Regions from separate parts of the Mus musculus genome. Here region 1 is linked to region 2. The links are chromatin contacts, found by Hi-C or POLR2A ChIA-PET in ENCODE. All regions are on one chromosome and are shown on one strand. The core of a region is the stretch at or near the end of the contact, and the rest is flanking DNA. Distances in the headings are between cores, read along the strand shown.

What was found. Hi-C counts contacts between places; a loop is a spot of excess contacts on that map. ChIA-PET counts read pairs that join two places held with the same protein, here RNA polymerase II (POLR2A).
Region 1: a map of T-helper 17 cell shows a loop between it and region 2 (2.5-fold over the local background). The contact joins the promoter of Creb3 here to the promoter of Vcp in region 2. A Hi-C loop is called at or near these places in 1 of 37 maps with a recorded cell type or tissue (T-helper 17 cell). POLR2A ChIA-PET finds 5 or more read pairs at or near these places in 1 of 5 experiments (embryonic stem cell).

What each region holds. Positions count from the first base shown.
Region 1 is chr4:43,560,089-43,566,762 of GRCm38, forward strand. It overlaps Creb3 (cAMP responsive element binding protein 3), which reads left to right and starts at 2,570. Exons shown (of 9, transcript NM_013497.4): 1 at 2,570-2,871; 2 at 2,962-3,118; 3 at 3,193-3,263; 4 at 3,381-3,470; 5 at 5,173-5,279; 6 at 5,379-5,447; 7 at 6,032-6,116; 8 at 6,206-6,290; 9 at 6,381-6,674. The coding sequence starts at 2,725. It overlaps Tln1 (talin 1), which reads right to left and starts at 2,495. Exons shown (of 57, transcript NM_011602.5): 1 at 2,042-2,495.
Region 2 is chr4:42,998,114-43,004,123 of GRCm38, forward strand. It overlaps Vcp (valosin containing protein), which reads right to left and starts at 2,394. Exons shown (of 17, transcript NM_009503.4): 1 at 2,049-2,394. The coding sequence starts at 2,065. Fancg (Fanconi anemia, complementation group G) reads right to left here. Exons shown (of 14, transcript NM_053081.2): 12 at 5,670-5,819; 13 at 5,114-5,231; 14 at 4,224-4,979. The coding sequence ends at 4,871.

The sequences.
Region 1 (6,674 bases), core at 1,320-3,819, 560 kb after region 2:
GGGAATGACGCTGGGTGGTAAATGATGCGATAGGAAGTATCTGTAGCAGGGGCACAGAGGTGGGGTTACTGACAGTATTAGGCTGTGGCTGGGGATCACAGGGTGTAGAAAAAGAGACCAGGAGCGTGATGGTAGGGAACAGACACATGATGAGCCACTGAGCAGGTGGGGAGGGAAAAGCATGAGTCCATGGATGCTGACTAAACCGGGGATGACAGGGAGGCCGGAGGCCGGGTCAGGAGCTCCAGAAGAGCTAGGGATGTGGTAAGCTGCTAAATTGGGCTAGTGGGGAGAGAGTGAGAGAACACTGACAGCGGCTAGGCAACCCTGGGTTGGAAGGAGAGGCAGCATGGGGAGGGGACAGTGTTGTGGTCACTGGCAGGGTCAAGCTGGGAGTGACATGGGGGTGTGGTCAGTGGCCTGGCTGGGCGTGGGATCAGTAAGACCAAGTTTCCTCTTTGGGTATCATTTCCTCTTTTCTGTCGGGGAGTGGGGGAAGGGGATCCACAACTGGACCTAGAAGTAAAAGGAGGCTCAGAAACCAGGGGGTACACATGGGAAGAGCCCGGTGGCGGGGGGGGGGGGGGTTCAGCAGCTGACCAGGTGGTATGCAAGTATGAGAAAGTGCTCTCCGATGTTGGGAAAGCTCAGGTTTGAGGGACATGAAGTAAAGTAGGATGTGTGGATCAAGAGACAGAGACAGGGGTGTGGGGGTGGGAAATGGTTCAGATGAACAGCAGGAGACGAGCTAAAGACCACGACAGTATCTGTAAGGAACTGTAAAGGTATGCAATGTGGGACCAGGGAGGGCAAAGAGACAGAGAGAAGGCAGTGTGTGGAGAATGAGGGAGGCTCGAGTCAAACTGTCATCATTTAGTCGACAGCGTTCCCTTGGTCAGCTTCCCCTCAGTCACAGGCTTCCTATTCCCCATCCTCACTTAGGACCTTGTCTGACTCCTGGGTCTCTTTCCATTTCCCACCTCCCACCTCGTAAACATCACAGCCCAGAAATCCCTGTCTCCCAGTGGTGGTGGCCTCTGGAAGCCTTGTGCTTAGGCAGTAGACTAGAGAAAGCAGAGTCCTGGCACTTCTAGCTGAGGTCCAGAGCTCTAGCACTTCTTTGGGTAAAAGAGGCCTCTGTAACTGCACAGGAATAAGAGAACTCACTACAAAACAAAGGTAGCTACTTCCTGCCAACTTCTTACATTTTACCAGCTCAGCTGTAGCTGCAGCCTCAACCCCTAACGCTATCACCAATTCCTAACATTAATGCTGACTTTATTTCCTATTTCCCTATACATTGACATTCACCCCTTTCCCAGAAGACACCCATACTAATCTGGCTTTTATTTTTAGGCCCAAATCCCCCAAATTTAACCCTAAATACTCCCTCCCACCCCACCCTGCAGTTCTAAAGCTCATTTGTAACTTGGTTCTTAATTAACCTTTTCACTGTTTATTCTTAATACTGACCATGACACCGGCCTTTAATCCCTAAAACGGGCATCTAAGCCAATTCCTGTTGATCCTTAACCCGATCCTGTACTCTGACTTAATGCTGGTCATTGCAGAAAATAATGACCTCAGTTTAAATGTCACATATGCGAAACAGACTTGACTCGTGCAGCAAATGTTTAGAATGTAGTTCACCTTCTTAACTTCTAAAGGGATCCTTGCTTCCTAAACGCGACGGCACCTAACCCAAACTCACCCCAAGTTTTCCTAACCACTTACTCACTATCGGCTAATACCAAAGCCCATCCCCGCCCAGTGCCTCACTGCCACCCAGTGCCTCACTGCCACCCCATTTCTACCCGTCCCCAAACCTAGCCGAGACAGAGAACTGTCTACCCCCGCGAAAGGGCCTGCTTCTCGCAACAAGGCCAGCTTAATTCCAAATCCAAACCGAAACATACTGGACCCTGACCTCCCTAACCAGACACAGGATATGCAGGAGGATTGGGGGCCCCGCCCGCCGCTTCCCGGGCTGGCCCGATCCCGCAGCCCCACCTAGAAGCTCGGCCCAGCCCGTCCGGCCTACCTGCGCTGCCCGGCTCTGCGCCCCGCCCTGGGCCCGCTACCCGCTCCTTCTCCCGGTCGCTTTTGGGGCTCCGGCCTCGCCCTCCCTTCGACACACTCTCGGCCACTTCCGTCCTGGAAACGTCCCCCACCCGCCGGCGGCGCCCTGGGCCCGCGCTCTATGGTAGCGGAGACTGCAGGAAGCTGCTCTGGCCGTAGTTCTCGATGCTCGGGCGCCCGCGAAGCCTGGCCGCCCCTCCCCAGCAGGAAGCGAGCGTGCAGAGCTCTGGAGAGAACGCCCGAACTAAGCTGGAGTTCCCTTTTAAACGCTTAAGTTTTTTTTTTTAATAGCTCGAGGCGAAGGCGGACAAGGATCCTCAGAATCCCCGCCCTGGGGCGTGGGAAGCTTGAAAGGACGTCCCCATAATTTGCATAGCCCCCGGGACGTGGCGCAGCCCAGGAGCCACTTCCGAGTTGGAGAGAACTCCAAGTCCCAGGATTCCACGGGGCTATGTGCACCACTTCCGTTGTGTTGGAAGCTGAGGAATACAGAAGCTGAGAGACGGGTGCGGTTTAGAGTGACAGCTAGGCCCTTGTCCCGGAGTGACGGAGGTTAAGTCGAGCCGACTGGACAGACTGAGGGGTCGTGCCTGAGGTTCGGAGGTTGGATCTGCGCGGAGGGATTTCTATCCATAGATATCCCAAATGGATCCTGGTGGTCAGGATCTGCTAGCTTTGGATCCCGGTGATCAGGACCTGCTGGGCTTCCTGCTAGAGGAAAGCGGAGATTTGTGGGCTGCGACTGAGCCGGACGTGAAGGCTCCGCTGGACTTAGAGCTGTCACCTTCCGAGGTGGGTGGGTGGGTGTTCCCAGTGGGGGAAGCTAGGGATGTCCGCGAGACCCAAGGTACGGAAATAAATCAAGGCCTTTGAATTTGATAGAACTCCGTGCAAGAACTGAGCGACTGGGAGGTAGAGGATTTACTGAGCTCTCTGCTCAGTCCCTCAGTATCGCGGGATGTTCTCGGCTCTTCCAGCTCTTCCATTCTCCATGATCACAACTACTCCCTTCCACAGGAGCACGTCTCCATAGATCTAGGTGAGTGTGAAATGATAAGTTGTGGGGGAGGAGAGAGCTCACTGGGCTAGCTGGTTCTACTTTCCCTTTTGCAGATACTGAGAGCTTCGAAAAGGAGGGGTTCCACGTGACTCCACTGCCAGGGGAGGAAAGAGCAGCGGAACAGGTGCTGGACTTGATTTTTTTTTTCAGGATTACCTCACTTTGCAGCAGCCAAGATCCCCCATACTGCTCTGAGAGCTCCATGCAACTCTGCTCTCTTCACTATTTCCTCCATCCTTAGGAGATGTCTAGGCTGATACTGACCGAGGAAGAGAAGAAGCTCTTGGAGAAGGAGGGGCTCACTCTGCCCTCAACCCTTCCTCTCACTAAGGTAAGGCTCCTGTTGGTAGAGCAAAGGCTGGAGGGGGTTGGTAACCCAAGTAGGCAAGCTCAGTTTGTTTCATATCAATCACTTGCAAAAGGACAAACCAACTCCTACAAGTTCTCTCATCTCCAAACACACACCCACGTCAAAAGATAATGTTTTAAATGTAACTTTAGTACAGAGCCTTGAAAGTGAAGGGCCTTGATAGCTTCCGTTGTTATCTTGGGACCTCGAATCATACTCAGTGGTAGAAATGCTTGAGAGGCTGACTCAGTCTAACAACATCAACAATCGTCAAAGCTGGACATGATGGTGCACCCCTCTATAACCCTAGCACTCTGGAGGCAGGAGCAGGAAGGTCTTCACAAGTTCAAAGTCACTTCCCACGTGCTGGGATTACAAGAATACTGCATCTAGTTTTTGTGGCAAATTTTTTTAATGTCATTTGCCTTTTTAATATTGTCTTACTTCTGATATGTAGATATTTACTTATTTGGGGCAGGTGGATCAGCATTAACGGACAGACTTAGCTTCATGTTGAGTTCAGGCAAGCTTGGGCTATGTGAGAAACCATCCCCTATCCCTCTATCACTATTACAAGATGAATGAGCAATATATTGGGAGGAAAGGAAACGGAACTTGGAAATTATCAATAGTGGTTCTGTCCCTAGGATAGTAACTGTCTTGTCTTCCTTTACACTGGCCAGAGCATGCCATAATTCCCCTACCCACTGGGATTGGAGTACAGTACCTCATGAATGTTCATCAATGCTCACTGCTGAGCCACGCCCTCTGGCCCTTGTTGTTAAGGCAGGGTCTTGTAAACCCAGGCTGGGCTGGCCTCAAACTATGTAGTAGGGAAAGAATGCCTTTGAATTCCTGATTCTCCTGCTTCTAACTCCCTCGGACTAGATTACAAGTGTATGATGTCACTCTTGGCTAGTGTCCAAGTTTGACAGGCATTATCAGAGAATGTAAGAGTTAACTTTATTCAGTTTTAGTTTCTGAAAGAAAAAAAGTTGAAAGTACCTTAAGATAAGGATATATTCTATATCACTTTAGAGACTCTAGGAAAATCAAATGAATGGAAATTATAAGAAGATTGATGTTGCTTTAGGATAAGGGTAGATGTTGTTGTTGTTAGTTTTGAGACATGGTCTTATGTAGCTCAGTCTGTCCTCAAAAACTACCCTAGCCAAGGATGGTCTTGAAATCCTGACTTCCTTCTTCTGCCTCCCAAGTGCTGATACTACAGGCATGTACAACCACACCTAGCTTAAGTGGAATTTTTAAAATTAATTAGAGACTGGAAAGATGATTCCGTGGTTTAGAGTACTTTCTGCTTTTCCATGGGGCATGAGTTCAAGTCCCAGCTCCCACATGGCAGCTTACAATCCGAGGAGATCTGACACCCTCTTCTAGCCTATGTGGGCACTAGGCACACCCATTATACATATACGTTATACAGACATGCAGGCAAAACACCCAAACACATAAAAAATAATAAAAAGTCTGGCTTTCTAGTGTTGAATATCTGCTCCTTGGTGTTCACACAGAAGGTAAATGCCTACTGACAGAGAGGCTGTGGAGAGTATTTGATTGGGAAGAAGGTTAGCTGTCTTCCAACATACCTATGTAGTATATATAGGTATAACATACAGGCATATAATAACATACTGTGGGTGACCTTTCCCCCATCTTCTCTTAGGTGGAGGAACAAGTTCTGAAACGAGTGCGGAGGAAGATTCGTAACAAGAGAGCAGCTCAAGAAAGCCGCAAGAAGAAGAAGGTGTATGTCGTGGGGCTGGAGAGCAGGTAAGCAAGGATGGACACGGGGGAAGCCTGGAGGGTCTTGAAGGGAGGAGACACAATATTTTGAAATCCACGTGTCCTCACATCCATGTTGTCCTCTAGGGTCTTGAAATACACAGCTCAGAATCGGGAGCTGCAGAACAAGGTGCAGCGTTTGGAGGAACAGAATCTGTAAGCGGCCATTTGAAGACAATCGGTTTTTTAATGCTTTCTCACTCTTTCCACTGTTCCACATGACTTCCAACTGGATAGCTCAAAAATGCAGACATCCGGAAGTTAGCCATGTCTCAAGCGTGATGGAGAATAAACTTATAAGTAGCTAAGGAGCAATTAAGTACCAAGATAGAGAAGTAAGAAAAGACTGCAGGTCGTCAGCGTCATTGCAGTTGCAGCTGTGGGGATGGGACTGGGAGGAGAGAAGGCTGCATTGTGCTTGGCTGGCTCTAGCTCTGGGGTTGGGTAGAGAGCACAGGGCTTGGTGGGGAAGCACAAGCTTAGTTGATCAGGTACTGCAGCTACTGGAGAGTTTTTCTTGAAGGTATTTAAGTCAGGACAGAGCAGTTTGATTTTTTTTTTGTCTCACTAAGGAATCACAGGCATTTGTGCACAAAGACACTTGGGGTGAGGGGGAAAGGCAAGGAAGCTGAGACTGGATCCACAGCATGAGTGGAGAGGGTAGCTAAGACAGGAGGCCTTCATCGTGCCTTGCATGCTCGGCCAGAGCATGCGCACTACCGTCTCCTCTCGTCTCTTAGGTCCCTTCTAGATCAACTGAGGAAGCTTCAAGCCATGGTGATTGAGATAGCCAACAAAACCAGCAGCGGCAGCACTTGTGTTCTGGTGAGGAGGGTGACAAGAGATCCTTTCCCTGGCAGAGATGGGGTGTGTGACCCAGAGCTCTTCACCCCCTTCTTCTCCCTGTGTTCTAGGTCCTCGTGTTCTCCTTCTGTCTTCTCCTGGTACCCGCTATGTACTCCTCTGATGCAAGGGGAAGTGTGCCCGCGGAGTATGTTGGTAAGAGGCTTAAGGACACCTTCGGGCGTGGTCTGTGGTAGAGAGAGGGCTTCTTCTGTGTGGTCTCCTGACCAGTCTTTGTCTCTTCAGTGTTGCACCGCAAGCTTCGTGCCCTCCCCAGCGAGGACGATCATCAGCCGAAGCCATCTGCTCTATCGTCAGAGCTACCCATGGACAGCACACACCAGTCACTGGACAGCTCAGAACATATGTTCTTGGTCTCCAGCAACTTTTCCTGTGTACTGTACCACGCGCCTCAGGCAGAGCAGCCCCTGCACTGGCCACTCTGGGATCTTTCTTCAGAGATGCTCTTCTCCGACTCCAACCTTCTCCTGCAGGCAAACCTTTCAGAAAGCGAGGGATGGCAACCTAACCACAGCCCTT
Region 2 (6,010 bases), core at 1,144-3,643:
CAATATCTTCCCCCAGAGGCTGTGCATCTTGTTTGATTTACAGGAGTGCCTCAAGTTATCACTTTGTATTGTATTCTCAAAGGGGCTTTTCAGGACAACCTCCATCCAATCCACCTACCAATCCAGACCCTAGCCCTGGCTGAGTAGCAGGCCCTTAAACTCCTGAAATTCTCCAGCTACCCGTGGGGATTAGAGCTGGTACCTCCAAAAGAGCAGAGGGTAAACTCCAGCTCTCTATGTTCTTTAGGGAATCTCCTGTCATCTGCATGACTCAGGTCCTTTCCAGAACTCAAAGACCACAAAAGGAACCTGGAAATTCAGGTAAGAACCACCACAATGAAGGCAGAAACTGCCTATGATGCCAGATTAAAGGAATTCTAATTTAAAAAAAGAAAAAAAAAATCTAGATATAAGTGGGGCATACTGTGACATTCATGTAGCCCCCTTATATGGAAGGTGGTGGCAGCAAGACTAGTTCAAACACAGCCTTGACTACAAGGCTGAATTTGAGGTCAATTTGGTCTACTTGAGTCCCTGATATCAAAGGACAAAACATGGGGCAGTGGCAGCTCACACCACTAGTCCCAACACTTGGGAGGCAGAGGCAGAAAGACCTCTCTGAGTTTGAGGCCGGGCTGGTCTACAGAGGGAATTCCAGGACAGCCAGGGCTACACAGAGAAACTCTGCCTCAAAAAAAAAAGAATTTTAACTTAAAAAAAAATTGAAAGACTGACAGAGTATTTATTTTAAAAGTGTATTTTGTTGTTTTTTTTGAGACAAGGGCTCAATAAGTAGACTCCCAGTGCAGCTAGCCTATAGCCTAGTAATGTGCTATTCTGCCTTTCTTTCAGGTTCTGGGATTATGTATGTACACAAAACCACCCATCCTAGCCTAGCTATTTAAAAAAAAAAAAAAGTCCTTTTAGCCAAACAACTGAGTGAATACTTCATCCCAAAGAAATGAAACCTACAACACTCAAAACACCTAATGGCCTCAAAACCTCTGGGTTTGTATATTTTCCTACACTTGCTAGTTTTTTGTTTGCTTTGTTTTTGTATGGGAAGCTCTAGTTTCTAACTAAATGGGCTGAGATGGCTAGGTTTTATTTTATGCTCTCTGAAAGATGAAGGTGGGGCTATAAGAGTCCAGAGACTCAACATAGATGCTTGGGGATAGAGATCTGTTTATTTTGAAGAGTTAAGCCAACTCTAACCTACAAGCTCTCAAAGCTAAGATACAAAGAATAAAAACAACTCGGATTCTAACTTCAGCGCCTAAAAATAAAAGAAAACCAACTCCTTTCTAGCCACCTCCGATCATAGCAAAAACAAAAATATATACACAAAGCAAAACACTAACGAAAAAAAAAGCCCCTAGTTAAAACTTCCGGGTGTTTACAACAGGTCTCCCACAGTGAAAAACTGCCATTTGAGAAGGGCATGACTTGCCCTCTCCCTAACAGCCCCTCACTACACGTAGTTCAGAAGATGCCAACTTCCCGCAGTGACACCGTCCCAGATCCACCGAGACCGGGCTGGATTCCTCAGATCTCCCTGGCCCGGCCTTCCCTAGAGTCTCAGGGCTCCTGAGGCCTTCACGTGGCCCCAAGTCCACGCCCACCGGGCCCAGTCGCGGCCTCGGGCTTGCAGTGTTTTCCCTTCTCAGGCTCAGGGTCTTCTGCGTGTGGTCGGCGACATGGCCGACCGGCGTGCCAGCGCCAAAGGTCTCCACGCAGGGAGTGTGGACCCCAAAGTCTAACTAGGCCGGGGCCGCCGCGCCGAGGGAGCTACTCAGGCGGTCGGGGCCTGCATGACACAGCACCATCTTGTCCAGGCTCCGACCCAGGCCCAGCGCGGACCCGACCTAGGGGGCGCGCGGGTGCACAGCCCGGCCTGAGGCCCTCCCTCGTCCCTGGCCTCTCCTTCCCTCTCTCTCCCTCCCGGCCTAGACTCTCCGACGCGGCCCGACCGGGCCTAGCCAGCACGGCGGGTCCCACGGTGCGCGCCCCCGCAGCCAGCGGGAGGGCGGGCGCGCGCAGACACTTACTCGGCTCCAGAGGCCATGGCGCGCGCCTCTCCCGGTCGGCGGCTGTGGCGGCCTGAGGGTAACGGCTATGAGAAAGGCAGGCGACCGACTAGGCCGGGGCTGGACTCGCTGAGGCGGAGGAGCAACAGCAGTGACAAACCCTCTGGCAGCCTCCCTCTCGCTTCCTCCCAGGGGCACCGGGGCGGCAGGCGGGCGGGCGGGAGACGCTAGCTCCTAATCCGCGAGGGGGGCAGCGACTAATCAAACGACGGCTGCAAACGCTTCACGGAGACTGAACCGAGAAAAGCCGAATCATCGGAAGGAAAGCTGCTCTAACCCCAACCAATCAGCGCCGGCCTTGGGACTCGTGCCCGCCTCTCCGTGCCTCTCCCCAGCAACCCGCAGACCGTAACCAATCAGAAAATTCGTTTGTGGCCTGGCCCCGCCTCAAGGCTGCAACACGCCTAGTAACGCCACGTCAATTGGCCGCAGCACTACGCTTCCTCGACGGATAGGGAGTCTTGACCAATCGACAAAGGCAATAGGCCATATCCTCTTTATCCCTCGGAGGAGGCCTCTCCTACTTGGCTTCAATTGATTGGCTCCTTAGTTTATAAGCAGCTGGAAGAACCTCGCACAAAGGCCTGAACCCTTATTAGTTTAGTTGGGTTGTAATAATAGCCCACATTGTTCATTTCTCGCCAATCCTAGGGATCCTCTTACTCCACCATACTAAAATCCTTCATGCTCCTTTAAAACACTGGCTCCAACCAAGGGCGTGGTTGATGGACTAGGTCTGTACTTTTAGTAGTTGGGAAGATGAGAGGCAGGAAGACTAATAGATGGAGATCAACCCAGGATACAAGACCATATCTTTAATTCTAGTCCCAAACAGTATTTCAATAAATTTTAAAAGCAATGTGGTAGTCCATGCTTTTAATGTCAGCACTTCGGAGGCAGGCAGCAACCTGTGACTTTTGAGTCAGCCTGATCTATTAAAAAAAAAAAAAAAAAAAAGAGTTCCAGCCAGCCCAGCCAGAGCTACATAGTGAGACCCCGTCTCAAAACTAATTAGATAAAATTTTTTAAAAGGTAAAATTAGCTGGGTATGGTGGTGTACATCCTAGATCCCAGTACTCCAGAGGCTAAAGGTAGATTGAAAGTTTGAAGCCAGATAATGCTGCATAACTAAACTCGAGTCAAACAAACAAACAAACAAACAAACCAAAAAACAAAAACCTAGCCCCACCTACCCCACCCCCTCTTCTTCTCTGGACCCCAGTTCTGAATCAGCACCCCAGCTCTTACTTCACCCTATTGCCCTTGCACTCTCTTGTAATCATGCAGGTTTTGCAGTTTCTCAGGCCTTGGGAGTACACACTCCTTACCATAGAGTATAAATATTATCTGGGGAGGGAGAGCACTGAGGTTCATGCAAGTCAAGGACAACTGCAGAACACTCAGAAATGCAGTCGTGCCCAAGAGCAAGAAAATCAACCAAGTGCTGTGACTTAAGGTCCTTGTGTCCCAAAAGACAATCCATTGACTTTCATTATAGTCAAAAGATGGTTGGTTGGCTCTGGTTGACTCAATTCACCCTTCACCTCCTACCCACACAGACTGACCTGAGAGATGTTTGTACAGATGGAGTTACTCTGAGAAACATCTCCCCAACCCCAACTCCATTTGTTTTAATATTTTTAAGACAGGGCCTCTCAGCCAGACGTGGTGGTGCACGCCTTTAATCCCAGCACTCAGGAGGCAGAGGCAGGCAGATTTCTGAGTTCGAGGCCAGCCTGGTCTACAGAGTGAGTTCCAGGACAGCCAGGACTACACAGAGAAACCCTGTCTCGAAAAACAAACAAAAAAAGACAGGGCCTCTCTACATAACCCTGGCTGTCCTGGAACTTACTATGTAGAGCCTGCCTCTGCCTTCCAAGTGCTGGGATTAAAGCCAGGTACCACATGTCCTCACCTCCTTAAGTATCAAGTACTACTCTTCCTTAGGAGGCCTGTCAAGATCATGCCCCAGACCTAACTTTCTTCCCTGTCACCTAGCATAGGTTCCTAGGGCTGTTGGCTGTGCTTTTAGATAACATAGCTAGAGAGAACACAGGCTGGATTCCTAGTAGCCATGTCAGGTGGTTCACAACAGCCTGCCTCTGTCCTCCAAGGGCACACACACACACATACAACTTAAAATAAGCAATTCAAAATTTTAATAGTAACTTAAGAAGGATAAATTAGTAACTTAAAACTGCTCCTCCAGAAGGATTAACATAGCCTTTCCCTCAGAAAGGCTTGTGTCTCAAGCTCTTACGGTAGATGGCAGGGTGGGAAAAGGGTAGGAATGGGGATTTTTATGAGGAACTGCAGTTTAGTCCCCAGAATCCAACCTACCAAAAAGACAATGGGAAGGAAGGGGGAGTTAGGGAGACAGGGAAGGCAGACAGAAGACGGATGTTGGAAATAGAGCATCTTAAACAGCCAATACCCAACTAGCTTGCCATGAGCCTTCCTTCCCATTCAACTATGTGTAGTAAGCAGATAAGACATAAATAGAAGATTTTACTCAACACACAAGAGAGAAAGGAAGGAAGGAAGAAAAGTGCCATGAGCAGACAGTGATTTGTTCATGGAACCACTCTGGAACTAGACTGGTAGCAAGTAGATCAAGGTTCACAGGACCAGCCTCAGGAGCAAAAGAGTTACTTAGAAACAATCAGTTCCAGCCACTCTCCAAAGAGGATAAGGCAGAAGAAAACAAAAAAAAGAAGATCTAAAACCCTCCCCAAGGAAAGAGTCCACAGAGGCCAAAGTTCAAGATCCTGGAAACAAGGAAGCTAAAGGACACAAGACTCCAACACCGAAGTCCCAAACTCCTCAAGGAAGGCTTCGCGGTTAGGGGGATGGATCCAGCTCAAACAGGTTTCTAAATACAGTGGAAGAGACCTGAAAAACAAGAACGACGATGGCTGAGAGTGAAAGACGTCAGAGTTTGCATCCTTCCTTCCTCTGCTCCTCAGCTAGGTCTCAGAAGCACAGAACTCCAGCTCCCCCTCAGCCCAAGCTAGCACTCAGCTCACCCGGCAGCGTCCTCCAGTGGCAGCTGGCTGTGGGCCTCCCGCCAAAAAGCACTGGCCTCATTCTTCCGATCCAATCTTTTCAGAGTCTGAAGCAGGTAAAAGGAGCCATCTCTATTGCCTAGAGCCCCACCCCAAGGTACAAAGACTTAGAACCTGATAGGGCCCGAGGCATCATTTTTAAAAGAAAAAAACCGGACTAAGAGAGAGAAACTATCTTCTCTACACACACACATGAAACCAGAACTAGATTATTTATAACCAACCTCCCCCAGAGGCCATTGCCTGCCTAGTACAAAGTGTTCAACTGGCCCTGGCCCTACAAAAACCATCCCCACATTGTCCAGATCTTTGTGTCTGAGGACATAGGGAGACCAGGGAGCTCTCAGAGCCTTGCAAACATACTGGTTTGTATATGCACACATGGTACCAGCTCAGTATATACAGTACAACCCTATCCCTTCCCCCTCTCTGGGAATACTGTCTTTACACTTCTGCCCAAGTACATAGCCTGTACTCGGACCTCCCATACACAGCAATGTCATTCAAGTAAACATACCTGGGCATATCTGCACACTGAGGAGGAAGTCACTTAAGGCTTTGGTATCCTGGCCACTGGCTACCCACTCCAGTCCACGACTGATCAGAGCAGCCACTCGCAGCTGTTTCAGTGCCACGTCAGACCTACACTTCTGCTCACAGTCGGAGCCTGCCCCCAGAGACCACCACCCAAGTCAGCAAGTATCTTCCCATTATCCCAGACATAGCCACCAAACCCACAGTCCCCATTCTCCTCGAGTCCTCCCCAATTTACTGTTTGTTTGTTTTTAAAGCAATGTCTCAAAACAAACAAACAAACAAAAAACCCACATAGCCCTGGTTGACTCAGAATTCACTATG